Linked DNA regions of Homo sapiens: all the other regions are linked to region 2. Evidence: chromatin loops called from intact Hi-C (ENCODE). Cell type or tissue: PC-3. All regions are shown on one strand.

Evidence for each region. A loop is a pair of places that touch in the nucleus more often than their neighbours do. Peaks named below come from ENCODE experiments on the same cell type or tissue, not always from the same donor. Only the 100,000 strongest peaks of a DNase experiment are listed, where the experiment ranks them.
Region 1: a loop joins it to region 2, with 7 times the contacts of the local background. A loop is called at or near these places in 52 of 110 quality-filtered maps.
Region 3: it touches region 2 in a loop (2.8-fold over the local background); 5 of 110 quality-filtered maps call a loop at or near these places.

Annotation. Positions count from the first base shown.
Region 1 is chr3:32,944,948-32,949,947 of GRCh38, reverse strand. No RefSeq gene overlaps it. Among named protein-coding and RNA genes, the nearest start is that of CCR4, 4.2 kb to the left of the region's middle. In PC-3, CTCF peaks have their summits at 2,057 (motif pointing left) and 4,548; DNase peaks (open chromatin) are centred at 2,037 and 4,617; H3K27ac peaks cover 258 bases.
Region 2 is chr3:33,370,704-33,375,703 of GRCh38, reverse strand. FBXL2 (F-box and leucine rich repeat protein 2) reads right to left here. Exons shown (of 15, transcript NM_012157.5): 6 at 2,544-2,612; 7 at 2,349-2,444; 8 at 2,000-2,126; 9 at 1,783-1,857; 10 at 286-416. Among named protein-coding and RNA genes, the nearest start is that of UBP1, 67 kb to the left of the region's middle. In PC-3, CTCF peaks have their summits at 981, 1,186 and 2,669 (motif pointing right); a DNase peak (open chromatin) is centred at 2,883; H3K4me3 peaks cover 422 bases; H3K27ac peaks cover 604 bases.
Region 3 is chr3:33,316,565-33,321,564 of GRCh38, reverse strand. The region is part of intron 2 of FBXL2 (F-box and leucine rich repeat protein 2); the gene reads right to left. Among named protein-coding and RNA genes, the nearest start is that of FBXL2, 42 kb to the right of the region's middle. RefSeq lists a silencer at 4,802-5,000. In PC-3, a CTCF peak has its summit at 2,423; no DNase peak of the experiment used is centred here.

The DNA of each region.
Region 1 (5,000 bases), 430 kb after region 2:
ACAGGCACGCGCCACCATGTCCGGCTAATTTTTTGTATTTCAGTAGAGACGGGGTTTCACCATGTTGGCCAGGATGGTCTTGAACTCCTGACCTCAGGTGATCTGCCTGCCTCAGCCTCCCAAAGTGCTGGGATTATAGGCATGAGCCACCGCACCCAGCCTGCTACTGGTTTCTAATGGGTAGAGTCCAGGAATGCTGCTAAAGTCCTACAATGCACAGGACAGCCCACCACAGCAAAGAGTTGTCTGACCAAGAAGATCAATGGTGCTGAGGTTGAGAAATCCTGAGCTAGAGCAATGAGCTAGAGCAATGTTCCCCAGAGTATAAACTGTGGAACCAGATTCATGGATAGCCTGCAAAAGAGAAATGGGGATGTGTGGTCAGGTAGGTCTAGGGAATGCTGGGCTTGGGTTCAGGTTAAACACAGTTCCATCCTGCAATGCTTCCTGGGGGCCTTCCAATGCTGATATCATCCTGAGCCTCTGGAAGGAGGATTTGCAATGAAAATGTCCCACGTGTATTTGACCAGCTAATCTATGCCCATTATACAGAGTAATTTATAAAATGAACATATTTCCAGAAACATGGGGCCTGAAGAAGTTTCTGCCATTAAATTATAGACTTTGAGGTACAAGTTAGAGAGCTGGCCGGGGGCGAAGTGTGAAGGGCAGGAAAGCACGTGCCGCGGCAGGGACCTGGGCAAGTTCATCTGAGCACAACGCCTACATCTCCATGGGTTCTGCCCTGGGTGGGGGCAGTGTTAAGGTTCTAGAACATACGCTATCTAGAGGTCCAAATCATCATAAATGAGCATTGATCCATATGGGTCTATAGATGATCCCTGGAGAGCCAGTTAGTCCTCCCTTGAGTGAACCTGGCCATGAGACATGCATCCTGGTCCCATGAGTGAGGCAGAGTGTGAGCTCTAGTGGCCCCATTGGTCGAGAGGACTTGCTTTGAGTCTGAGTTTGGATCTCAGTATCACCACTTACTAGCTGTGTAAACCTAAATTTTCTTATCTGTAAAAAGGGATGATAATACTTGAGGACTGTGAGGGAACTAAATGAGCTAATATTTGTAAAGCACTTAGCATAGTGGCTGGTATATACAGGTGTTCAACAACGCAGCAGCAGTGATTAGAAATGAGTAGGATAAATACTATACACAGGAATAGCTTCCTCTCTTGAAATAGCCTAGCCCAGAGCATGCCCTTGGCCATTGCTGGGATCCCAGGAAATATTTGGATTTAGACTTTTTGGGCCACATTCAATTTCCAAGTCAGGGTTCAGGTAAAAAACAGGTTTCAGGTTTCCAAGTTGCAGAGGTTACTGCCCTGGGGACAGTCAGTCTTCAGGTTGGCAAAGTAACAACATTACTGTCCTGGAGAAACACTAAGTAGGTGTCCCTTCAGTAAGGGTTTCAAAATTAAACATCCAAAAAAAAGGACCTCAGCCCCCAAAAAAGAGTCTTTTTCTCCCCCCAAGACGGAGTTTCGCTTTTGTTGCCCAGCCTGGAGTGCAGTGGCACAACCTTGCCTCACTGCAACATCCACCTCCCCAGTTCAAGGGATTCTCCTGCCTCAGCCTCCCAAGTAGCTGGGATTACAGGCGCCTGCCACCACACCTGGCTAATTTTTTTGTATTTTTAGTAGAGATGGGGTTTCACCATTTTGTTCAGGCGGGTCTCGAACTCCTGACCTCAGATGTCCACCCGCCTCGGCCTCCCAAAGTGCTGAGGTTACAGGCATGAGTCACCACTCCCAGCCAGAATCATTGTTTTATTAATGCCCATTTCATAGATGGAGAAGTAGGAACCCAGAGACGGGAGGTGGTATGCTCAAGGCAACCCAGCCAGTGAGGAACACTGTCAGGGCTACACTCACACTCCTGACATTTACATGGACACATGTTCCATTAGGCTTCGTTTCTGAAACCTAAGCAGAAAGGAGCAGGCCAACAAAAGACTCTGCAAAGCCTACCCCAAACCATGTTGGTACACAGTACAGCGCATGCTTCCAACACGAAGGAAAGCTGGAACATGAGACTACAGCGCCCCCTGGTGCATCAAGCCTTATTTCAAGGTCAAAGTCATCAAGGTACATTGCCCAGGCTCTGGCACCATACCAACCCACAGGGACCAGCATATCTGAAATTGTGCCTTCAAGAGGAGCACCACAGGACTCAGCTGCAGAGCTACGGTGATTAGGCCTTCAAACCTGTTATTTACAGCTCAAAATGAGAAGCCTGCCAGGCAGGGCCACACCAGGAGTAACAGGGACAAGGTAACAATGAGCCGGAGCTGTAGGGGCAGTTAATGTATGGCAAGCATGTGAGGTTACTTAGCAGTTTATGTGTGGCAAGCATGTGAGGTTACTTAGGTTTCAAGGGCTTTCTGCCCATTGGCTATTTTGAATAATTTTGTGTGTTCAGAGCAAAGGGGCTGTCCCTAGTGCCTGGTACCTGGCCTCAGGGCAATTAGGGCTAATGCATAGTGGCCCCTGAGTATGAGGGTCTGATAAGAGAAGTGATTGGGGTGTGAACTTAGCTGTTCAAAAAGGGGAACTGACTGGCCTTTAGCCAGCGCCTTAAAACTGGTTCAAGACAGCATTTAAAAACCAACAACAACTATATTACAGAGGAGGTCCGAATAAACAGACAAAACTTTGGTAAGGAAATAGAAGACTGCAAACAACTAAATTACTAGTTAATTTTTTAAAAGATAACTAAAAATTCCTACACATTTGGAAATTAGACAACACATTTTCATGTGACCTGAATGTCAAAGAAGATACAACAATGGAAAACAGAAAACACATATAAGTGAATAAAAATAAAATATCACTCATCAATGTTGTGGTGGGTAGCTAAATTGGGCCATAGAAAAATTAAGACTTTAAATGGTTTTTTTGGTTTGTTTGCTTGCTTGCTTTGAGACGGAGTCTTGCTCTGTCACCCAGGCTAGAGTGCAGTGGCACCATCTCGGCTCACTGCAACCTCCACCTCCTGGGTTCAAGTGATTCTCCTGTCTCAGCCTCCAGAGTAGCTGGGACTACAGGCCAGCAACACCATGCCCTGCTAATTTTTGTATTTTTAGTAGACACAGGGTTTCAACATGTTGGTCAGGCTGGTCTCAAACTCCTGACCTCAAGTGATCCACTCCCCTCGGCCTCCCAAAATGCTGGGATTACAGGCGTGAGCCACCATGCCTGGCCTTAAATGTTTATAATTAAGAGAATGTTTAAATGTTTATGTTTAAGAGAAGAAAGACTAAAAATTAATGACTTGTTTAACTAGAAAAAGAATCAGTAATTTTCTAGAAAATTTCCAAAGAAAAAAATAATAAATAAGTTTAAAAAAAAAAGAAAGAAAGAAAAGGAAGCAGTAGGAAAAAGAAGAGCAGAATAAATTCAAAGGAGGTGTAAGGAAGAAAACAATAAATGTAAGAGCAGCTGGGCGTGGTGGCTCATACTGTAATTCCAGCTACTCAGGAGACTGAGGCATGGGAGGATCGCTTGAGGCCAAGAGTTCCGGGGTAACATAGCGAGATTCCATCTCTTAAAAAAAAAGAAAAAAAAAGAAAAGAAAACAGTCCGGGCACAGTGGCTCACGCCTGTAATCCCAGCACTTTGGGAGTCTGAGGCAGGCAGATCACCTGAGGTCGGGAGTTTGAGACCAGCCTGACCAACATAGAGAAACCCCGTCTCTACTAAAAATACAAAATTAGCCAGGCATGGTGGCGCATGCCTGTAATCTCAGCCACTCAGGAGGCTGAGGGAGGAGAATCACTTTAAGCCAGGAGGCAGAGGTTGCGGTGAGCCAAGATCACGCCATTGCACTCCAGCCTGGGCAACAAGAGCGAAACTCCATCTCAAAAAATAAAAAGAAAAGAAAAGAAAATGAAAAAAAAAATGACACATATAAGAACAGAAATCAAAAGTAAAATAAGCCCACTAAAGTATTTGGAAACACTAATGTAATTGGCATACCTCTAGGAAGATAGGCAAAGAAGCAGAAGAGAGAAAAAAGGAAACTTAAAACTGCAAATACAGACTAGCGATTAGAAACAAAAACTAGGCCGGGCGCGGTGGCTCACGCCTGTAATCCCACCACTTTGGGAAGCCAAGGCTGCTGGATCACCTGAGGTCAGGAGTTCAAAGCAAGCCTGACCCACATGGCGAAACCCCGTCTCTACTAAAAATACAAAACTTAGCTGCGCATGGTCGCAGGCACCTGTAATCCCAGCTACTCAAGAGGCTGAGGCAAGAGAATCGCTTGAACCTGGGAGGCGGAGGTTGCAGTGAGCGGAGATCTTGCCACTGCACTCCATCCTGGGTGACAAAGTGAGACCCTGGGTCAGAAAAAAAAAAAAAAGAAAAGAAAAGAAAAGGAAAGAAACCACTTATCAGTAGTTTAAATGCATTGCACAAAATCAAACTAACAGAAGATGATTTTACAGGCAAATTCCATCAAACATTCAAGGTACATATAGTAATCCTCCCTTATCCTTGGGAGATACGTTCCAAGACCCCTAGTGGGCACCTGAAACCACAGATAGTGCCAAACCCTATGTATAGTACTATATTTTTTCATCAGGTAACTCAGATGACTACTCCATGATTAATGGGCAGGTAACATATGCAGTATGGATATGCCGGACAAAGGGATGATTCACATCTCCTGTGGGATGACTAAGATTCCAACATGCTACTCAGAATGGCATGCTACTTAAAACTTAAAGAATTGTTTATTTCTGGAATTTTCTTTTCTTTTCTTTTTTTTTGAGACAGAGTCTTGCTCTGTTACCCAGGCGGGAGTGCAATGGCACGATCTCGGCTCAGTGAAACCTCTGCCTCCCGGGTTCAAGGGATTCTCCTGCCTCAGCCTCCTTAGTAACTGGGATTACAGGCGCCCGCCACCATGCCCAGTTAATTTTTGTATTTTTTAGTAGAGACGGGGTCTCACCATGTTGCTCAGGCTGGTCTCAAACTCCTGACCTCAGG
Region 2 (5,000 bases):
AAAGCAATAACATGATGAGGTAAATTAGGTGGGAAACTGTGTGACATTCATTAAGAAATTAAAGTTTGGATTCACTGGTGGTAGACATTTTATACTCTCCCAGTACATCCTCCAATGAACTGGATTTATACACGCCCCACCCCAATTTACCCAACAAAAGCCAACAACAACATAACTACTGCCTCCACCACCACTACCTGGCAAGCCTGTCCTCTCCTGAAGGAAGCCCTCTTGGTTAACTCAGCCAAACTCTGAGCTGCAAAGCAAAAAGTGCAGTGTACTCACTGCAGTCGCGGACAGTTCAAACCCAGGGCTGTAAGAGAGGCATCTGTGAGGTTGCTGCAACCCGAAAGGCAGAGAGCCTGTAGCCGGTGACAGCCCCTGCATATCTGCACCACACCTTCATCCGTGATACGCTGAGGAAAAGCAGCACAGAAAGAAAAGTCAGAGGACACCAGCAATACCAAAACGGGAGCAGCAGAAAAGTATCTGCTGTTGTTCAGTTTTGGTTGCTGATTACTAGCATTTTATCCAAATAACTTCAACAAAATAAGTAGAGGGTAGACAGGTACTTGTGTTATCTCTGCACAGCTTTAAAATATTTCAGCAATTTAGATAAGATACATGCATCCAGGAAAAAATAAAGTAAAAATTTTAAATAATATAAATGGAGAATAAAAGTTTAAAATTCCATTTCTCCCTCACTAGTCATCAAAATATAGATTTTTTCATAAAATTTATAAACTCATAATTTAAAAATCTGATTAAAGAACTTTTGAGGCTTTCCTAGTTTAACTGACATTAATATTTGATTGGATTTCTGCAGATTAATGCTTTAGATATTTACAATATACACATATATTTATATTTCATCAAATGTTTTAGACAATAGGAAAATTAAATAAATCACAAAATTATTGATAAATACCTTAAATTCTATGAATTTGGCCATGAAGATTCAAAATAATATGTTCACTTAAACAGACTACTTCATATAGAAATAAACACGCACATCTATATTATACTTCAAGCCATCAGCCACTGCTATGCTACACGTAAGTCAAGGTCCTATTTTTGAGTAGTCCTGGCCCATATGGTCAACGTTTGTCCATAAGATAGTTTCTGGTTTTTTTCCCCACCACTAGGGACTCTAAAGATTTATAATATATTCATTTAAAGCTGAATGCAAGGGTTTTCCCTTACCTTTCTCAAAATCTATGTTCCCCTTGAAAACCTGGTAGGATGTAGCAAGCATCCTCTTCAATTATCAACATTTACAATGGCAGTGGAGAAGGACCAATAGTTTTTCATAGGCTAATGTCCTGATGAAAATGCCACCTTGCTCTTGCCTATGCGTTTTATTCTTTAAAGCATTTTTGCATGTGTTATTTCATTTTATCCACTGAAACAACGTGAGAGGAGTCATCATCCTTAATTTATAAGTTAAAAAAAAAGACACTTCATGTCTTAAAACTATTTAGTGACCAATTCACTGCATTCCTCAATAGCGTCCCTAATACTCTATTCAACAAAATCAAGACCTAGTCTGTATTATTTTTAGGGGAGATGTCAGTGGCTTTATATTGAGTATGATTCCTTTTTGTTGTTGTTGTTGTTCCAGCTTGTGACAAATTGGTAGGTTATATAAGGACACAGGATGGAAATCAGGGTGTGGCAACACAGCCCATCTCAGGTGCCTAGGGGGCTGCAGGGAGGCCTGAGGCAGACTGCTTTGGGAGACAAGATAGAGCAAACAGTGTTCAGGAAAGGCACGCTACTTACTGAGCAGGACTGCAAGTTGAGGCTCACAAGCTCATGGCAGTAATTCTGAATGTGTTTCAGAGCTTCATCTTCTAACTGAGTGGACAGAGAAAACAAAAGACAGCTGGAATCCAGGTGAGGGAACAGTGGGACACCAAGAAAAATGCAAAAGCAGCTTTCTGGATGATGTGCCCACACCTGACACATAACACAAACAGCTGTATCAACCCTCTGGTACCTGTGTGCAGCCCCTCAGGAGCAGGGCTTTCAGGCCTCGACAACCTCGCACCAGTGCCTCGATGCCATCCTTCGTGATCTGATCACACCAAGAGAGGTTCAGGTACTCCAGGTTTCGGCAGCCCTCACTGAGAGAACAAGAAACAAAAACTTATGTGCAGTCTCTCCTGTAGAGAGTTAATGACCAACTCTGAGTTTAGTACATCACAAGAAATTCCGAAGGGGAGACCATGCCTGGGACCTCTTGGAGTCACCTATTTCTTGCTGGATCCAACGTGACCATTAAGAAGGTTTCCAGAATGTTCATAGCTTTGGGTATTTCTCTTGACACAAACAATGGGCACTCTTACCTGATCCCCTTCAAGGAGCTGTTTGTAATAGACACACAGGAGGTCAGATCCAGATGTTTCAGCTTGGAACAGAATCTGCTAAGGCTATAACACGTGCTGAAAAAGAGCAGACGCACTAAAGATATTTTCAACCACGTTTCTCTCCCTTCTCTCTCCCCGTGGCTATTTGGTCACCAATTAATCTTCATTACTTACCTGTCAGTGATTTTTGTGCATCCATTGAGGTTCAAATGTTCAATGTTTCGGCAGTTCTGTGCAAAGGTCCTAAAATGAGAAAACATTTTAAAGCTCCCTGCAAGTTGCTGGACAGCCACTAGAGGGCATATGAAACCATTCACGCTTAGAACAGCGCTCCCTCAAACTTAATTAAAGCGCGTAACAATCAGCTAGGGTTCTTGTCACAGTGCAGATTCTGATGATAGATCTAGAATGGGGCTCGACAGTCTGCAGTTCAAAGAAACTCCCAGGTGATGCCAGTGCTGCTAGTCTAGGGACCACGTTTTGAGAAGCAGAGTCCTAGACTACCTATCAATCAGTTCTCCTTTACCCACAGCTTGGTGAGTCATCACCGAATCATGAGAATAGAGGCCTAGCTCCCTGCTCCCTCCGCTCTACAAAAAAATCAATTTGAACCAAGGGGGCAAATCTTCTAGTACTGTGCCATGCTGTCACTTGCTTACCCTAGAGCCTTTCCAGAGAAACCATTTCTGGCGATTGATAGAAGACGTCTAGCAGTTAATCAGTATCAAGACCCACTCATTTTACTGGTGAGGACATTCAGTCATGAAGAGGAACTTCCTCATTGATCTGTGGGTTGGTAGCAAGGCCAGAAGCAGCACATTAAAACGCCCTATTCACCACTCACTGCTTAACATATTCAGCAAGGACTAGCTCAGGTCGTCTCCATCATTCTGAAATACAGCTTTGAGATTTGCTCCTTCCAACCTGCCCTGGTACCGGTAGGGGGAACCAAGCCTGATGGGACTGTCTGAGATGAAGAAATGGGGCTGAAATTCTAGGAAGACCAAGGCAGCTGGAGTTATCTGGCAAGAGCATTGGAGTAGAGAGAACGTCACAAAGAGAACTCCAGAGATCTGTGGAGGGTGCCCCTCAAGAATTAAGTACAGGCCAGGCATGGTGGCTCATGCCTGTAATCCCAGCACTTTGGGAGACCAAAGCAGGAGGATCCCTTGAGCCCAAGAGTTTGAGACCAGCCTAGGCAACACAGTGAGACTCTATCTCCAAAACAACAACAACAACAAAAAGAATTCAGTACCACACTGATCAATGTATGCATGTGATGAAACTACCCAAAGCCCAAGGCCAGGGAATCAGAATGAACAAAAAGCATTAAAGGAAACAGTAGCCAGAGCTCACCGAGGGCAAGGAATAGTGCCCATTTCTACCAACCAAGAGTGAAAAATGCCACAATTCTTGGGGCATTGGGTAGAGTATTGAGAATAGTCTTCCTTTAGGAGTGGCGCATAATTAGCCCTAAACACTGCTTTGGTACAACCTAACAAATCTTAAAAACAAGACCTAACAGGAACTATTCCCAATTAAGTCAACTGTATCCCAGAACAAAACCTGAGTATTTATAGGAATACAAAAATATCTGCACCCAACAAAGTAAAATTCAAAATGTCTGGCATTGAACAAAAAATTATCATGTTTTCATAGAAGGAGGAAAATATATCCACAATAAAGAGAAAAGGTAATCCACCAAAACCTACTCTAAACTGACACAAATAGCATAAACAACAAAGGTATTAAAAGTTATAATGTTATTGCCTAGAATATATTTCTATGAAGCTAACAATTAAACATGTTATGTAGACACATGGAAAAATAAGAGATCCAAGTTAAACTTTTAGATATGAAAACCGGCCAGATGCAGTGGCTCACACCTGTAATCCCAGCACTTTGGGAAGCTGAGGCAAGCAGATCACTTGAGGTCAGAAGTTCAAGATCAGCCTGGCCAACATGGTGAAACCCTGTCTCTACTAAAAAAAAAAAAAAAAAAAATTAGCTGGTATGGTGGCACATGCCTGTAGTTCCAGCTGCTTGGGAGGCTGAGGCAGGAGAATCACTTGAACCCGGGAGGTGGAGGTTGCAGTGACCCTTGATCACACCACTACACTCTAGCCTGGGCCACAGAGCGAGACTCCATCTCAAAAAAAAAAAAAAAATGAAAACCACAATGGCTGATATAAAACTTTACTGGATGAGATTAACAACAGATTAGATATGGCAGAAGAAAAGATTAGTGAACTTGAAGACATAGCAATAGCAACTATCAAAAACGAAACACAGAAACAGAAATAGAACAGAGCATGAACGAACTGTAGGACAACTTCAAGCAACCTAATATACATGCGATTGGAATCACTAAATAAGAGAGACAGAGGAAGAAGGAAAAAATACTGAAGAAATAATTGCCAAAATTTTCCCCAAACTTTATGAAAACAATAAACCCATAGACCCAAGGAACTCAAAGAACCACAAGTGCAAGAAACATGAAGAAAAACACACCAAGGCATATAATAACCAAATTGATCAAAACCAGTGACAGATTAGCCATGCGTGGTAGTGTGTGCCTGTAGTCCCAGCCACTTGGGAGGCTGAGGTGGGAGGATCACTTGAGCTCAGGAG
Region 3 (5,000 bases), 54 kb after region 2:
CACATTAACTGTATAAAAGAATCTTCATCCTCTCCAACTGTGGATAATGTCACATTTCTTAATTTTTGCCAATCTCACGAGAGTAGATGGTCACTTGTAATCTTTATTTTGAAATTCTGTGATTACTAGTGATGTGAAGTATCTTTTCATATTTTTTTCCACCATTTATGCTTCCTCTCCTTTAAAATACTAGTTAATGCTTTTTGCACATTTTTCTTTTTCTTTTTTTTCTTTTTTCTTTTTCTTTTTTTTTTTGAGATGGAGTCAGGCTCTGTCACCCAGGCTGGAGTGCAATGGTGCAATCTCAGCTCACTGCAACCTCCATCTCCTGGGTTCAAGTGATTCTGCTGCCTCAGCTTCCCAAGTAGCTGAGATTACAGGTATGTGCCACCATGCCTGGCTAATTTTTGTATTTTTAGTAGAGATGGGATTTTTCCATGTTGGGCAGGCTGGTCTTGAACTCCTGACCTCAAGCAATCCATCTGCCTCGGCCTCCCAAAGTGCTAAGGTTACAGGTGTGAGCCACCACACCCAGCCCCATTTTTTAGTTAGATTGTTTGTCGTTTTCTTATTGATTTGTAAGAGTTCTTTATAAATTCCATAAATTCTGGATACTAAGAATATGTTGGTTTTATGTACTACAAGTATCTTTTAGTTTGTGGCTTTCCTTTCAATTTTCAGGGTGTTTTTTGATGAATAAAGTTTTTAATTTTAATGTAGTAATATATAACAATCTTTTCTTCCATGGTAAACAATTTTTGTGTCATGTTTTAGAAATACTTTCCTGGCTAGGTGTGGTGGCTCACGCCTGTAATCCCAGCATTTTGGGAGGCCGAGGAAGGTGGATCACCAGGTCAGGAGTTCGAGATCAGCCTGACCAACATGGTGAAACCCCGTCTCTACTAAAAATACAAAAATTAGTCAGGCATGGTCGTGCACGCCTGTAGTCCCAGCTACTCAGGACGCTGAGGCAGGAGAATCGCCTGAACCTGGAGGCAGAGGTTGCAGTGAGCTGAGATTGCGCCACTCCACTCCAGCCAGGGCGACATAGCAAGACTCCGTCTAAAAAAAAAAAAAAAGAAATGCTTTCCTACCCCAAGATCATAGCCTCCAATACTTTTTCTAAATGTTTTAAAGTCTTTCCTTTCACATGCAAGTTTTTAATTCAATTATGATTTTTTTTGTATGTGTGAGGTAGGGATCCAATTTCTTTATTTTCCCCATATAAATAATTATCCCAGAACCATATATTGTCCCTCATTTCCCTGTGTTATATCCTGTACCCATGCATTGGTCTGTTTCTGGTTCTCTATTCCATGCCAAATACCTTACTGTTTTACTTGTTATAACTTCATAATAAATTATGATGGCTTATAGAGCAGTCCCTATATCTATTTTTCTTCAAAATATCTTGGCTATCACTTGATCATATACATTCAGAGTCAGTTTTTTAAATGTCCCCCCCAAAATTCCAGATGGCATTTGAATTAGAACTGCATTGAATCCATAGATCTAGGGAGAATGGGTATATCTGTAATACTGGGCCTATCTATACATGAATATATTTCTTGAAACTTATTAATATTTCCTCTAATGTCTGTTAATAACACTGAATCACTATCTCCATATAGGACTTGCACATCTTCTGTGAGATTTTGTCTTTAGATATCTTACATATTTTTTGGATGTCTGAATTTAGGTAAATGAAACAAAAATAAAGTGACATTTTCCTAAATGACATTAATTTCCTTCTTGTGCCCCTAGAAAAGTGTGTGAACCAAAATAAGCACCAAATATCAAATGAATAAAGAAATGCTTTGATATTTCAATTTTTTAAAAAAATAAAAGTTATTCATGGTTAATATGATACCTTCTTTTGGAAATAACTCATACATTAAAATACATAATCAACTGTATAGATGCTAAAGGTATTATTTCTTACATTTAAGAGAACCACTTAAGTTCCAACAAACACATTCTATTTCCCCAGGCAATGATACAGTTTTCATGATTGTGATATTGCTCATCGAAGTAAATATGTAAGAATTCAATAATTCAACATTCTAAGCACAGTGGTGTTCAGGAAGTAGCTGTTAAATGAAGGAATGTCTTCAGGAATAATTTCCATAATTATTTCTTAAAGTTAAAAATTCATAGATACTTCATGTATATTACATCATACATCCACTTGATGAATTACTTTATTTTTTAATTTATTTAATAGGCAATACATTCAAATGGTTCCAATAATAGTTAAAATAATAAAGAGATATATAAAAAATTATTTTCAATAAGTCCTCACTAAAAAAAAAAATCATCCTTAGGTTAGATAAACTTGCCATGGGCACTCCCACAAGGGGGCTCCCATACTTGAAGTTTGTGCTGAACCACTGCAGTACCTAGTTTGTAAAATTTGAACAAGATACAAAAGGGATGATCAAAATTATAATTCTGTCTTGATATATCCCAGGACTGTGACGTCTTAAAACACCTAAAGGAAAATCTAGAAAACTCCCATCTTGCCTGGGATTCGTGCTTTACAAATAATGAAGTTCGTGTTAGAAACTGCTAGCTGCTCACCAAATCCACATTCCCTTCTCCTTCAGGAAACACACCTATACTACATTTCCCAAACCCCCTTGCAGGTACGTACAGCCATGTAACTGAGATCTAGCCATGAAAAGTAAGCTGGATAAATGGAAGCCATGGTTGAAGACAGAAGGGTTTCTTTCAACAAGGTCCTCAATAACTACAGAGAGGAGGATTGCCCTGCTGACCTTTCACACACCGAATTCTATTAGTTGAGCAATAATAGATGTTTAAAAAACATCAGTTATGTTTAAAAAATTAGATGTATATGCCACATTAGCCTACTCTAACTACACTAATTTAGAAACAGATATCTTGATGTGAGGTGCTACTTCGAACAAAAATCTAAAATATGTGACATCTGTCTAGTGTGTCCATCTAGTGGGTAACAGCACAGGAAACATGCATCTGAAGCTGGCAAGATAAAGACATGTTATGTAATATAATTGCTTATGATTATCTGGACAGCAGACAAAGAATGCAGATCTAGAGAAGAGATTACGAAGTGCCAAAAGGTTAGCAAATAATGGTTTCTCCTTCCTATATTTATCAAGGCATTAAAAGAAAGAGTACTCAACAAATAACTAGTTGGTTTGCAAGCAGAAATAAAAGGGAAGAGAAAAGAGAAACTTAGAGCCTCAGATTGTTAGAAAAGTCAACTATTTCTAAATGCCACATAGTAAAAATAAGATTGAAAAGCACTTTGAGCTGCAAATCTCTGTTAAACAGAACAACCAAGACCTGTAGCAAAGATCAGATTAAAGTTGCTCTCCTTCATCCCACACCTATGTTTCAGATGTCTCAAGATAGATACCAGTGAGAAACAGCCATGGGGAACAGGAAACAAAACAAAACAAAACAAAAGACGTCTGGGGCTACAGTCTAAGAATGAATTTAGAGCGTGGTAATTAGAAGACTACTAAGTTCTTAAATTCTGTCAAAAAAACAAAAAAAACCCAGAAACCTGGCCCAAAACATGCTGTGATTATCAACTAATCCTAAGGTTCCCAAAACTACACAGGTAAGAAATGGCTGTGAAATAAGTATGGGCTGAGTATCCCTAATCCAAAAATCTGAAATCTAAAATGCTCCAATGATTTCCTTTGAGTTTCATGTCTGTGCTCAAAAAAGTTTCAGATTTTGGAGCATTTCAGATTTCTGATTTTTGGATTAGGGATTTTCAACATGTACAGTCCCCAGTAAGGGCATATTCCCTAACATCCACTTCAGATGTAGTCATGGAAAATAATGAGCAAGTAAGACCTTTCTGAGGCTGGAGTTAAAAGTCACCAAGACCAATGGTAAGGGAGCCCCCTCCAGTAAACAAAATAGGGAATGGAATGGAATAGAACAGAAACATACCCCTACTGCTAGGATAAGGCGGGCTTCATAATATCTGTTTAGCAGAATCTCATCATTGCTACAAAACAATGATGTGTGTCTTCCATTCTTCCTTTTTACAAGTTTTATTGTTTATTGTTGTTATCCTGTCCCTGCTCCTGAATATGGGGTGAGAGACAGTAGTTGAGGGAGAGTAACAAAACCATTAAGTACCACATCCAGATCTGATGGAGAGGAATGCATATCACCCACAGACCCTGAACTATGAATTGGATGCAGTGAATGAATGGGATTTGGGTTTTCTCTCTTGAGGTTGAGGTGTAAGTGTATTCTCTGTGAAAAGAATAATCACCAACACGGTGCGAGAGGCGGGGAAGGGGAACTGGTACACAGGGGCACTGGGGAACTTTGGGGGGTGATGAAAAATTCATATATTAGGCTGAGCATGGTGGCTCAAGCCTATAATCCCATAGCTTTGGGAAGCTGAACCAGGAAAATTGCTTAAGGCTAGGAGTTCAAGACTGGCCTGGGCAACATAGTGAGACCTGCTGTACAAATTTTAAAAATTAGCCAGGCGTGATAGCATGCACCTGTAGTCATATCTACTTGGGAGTCTGGGGTGGGAGGATCGCTTGAACCCAGGAATTCAAGGTTGAAGTGAGTTGTGATCATGCCACTGTACTTCAGCCTGGACAACAGAGTGAGATCTTGTCTCAAAAAAAAGAAGAAGAAAAAAGAAAAACAGAGAAAATTCTATACACTGACTGTGGTGATAGTTACATGTTTGAAAATGTTTGCCCAACTCATAGAATTGATTACCTTAAAAGGCATATTTTATTGTCTGTAAATTATACTTCAATAAGTAATGCATTTGACTGCTGAAAAAAGCCTAAGTGATAAAGTATCCCCACAAACCTCAAAATACAGGTGGATGAGGGCCAAACCGCCAAGTGCCACAGGACCCACTATTATCAGTGTCTATGCAGGAGGGAGCCAAGGGGCCTTTGACCTCAGGAGAATCCCAAAACAGCTAATATACCCTAGAGAGCACAGGTAGCTAATGTGAGAAC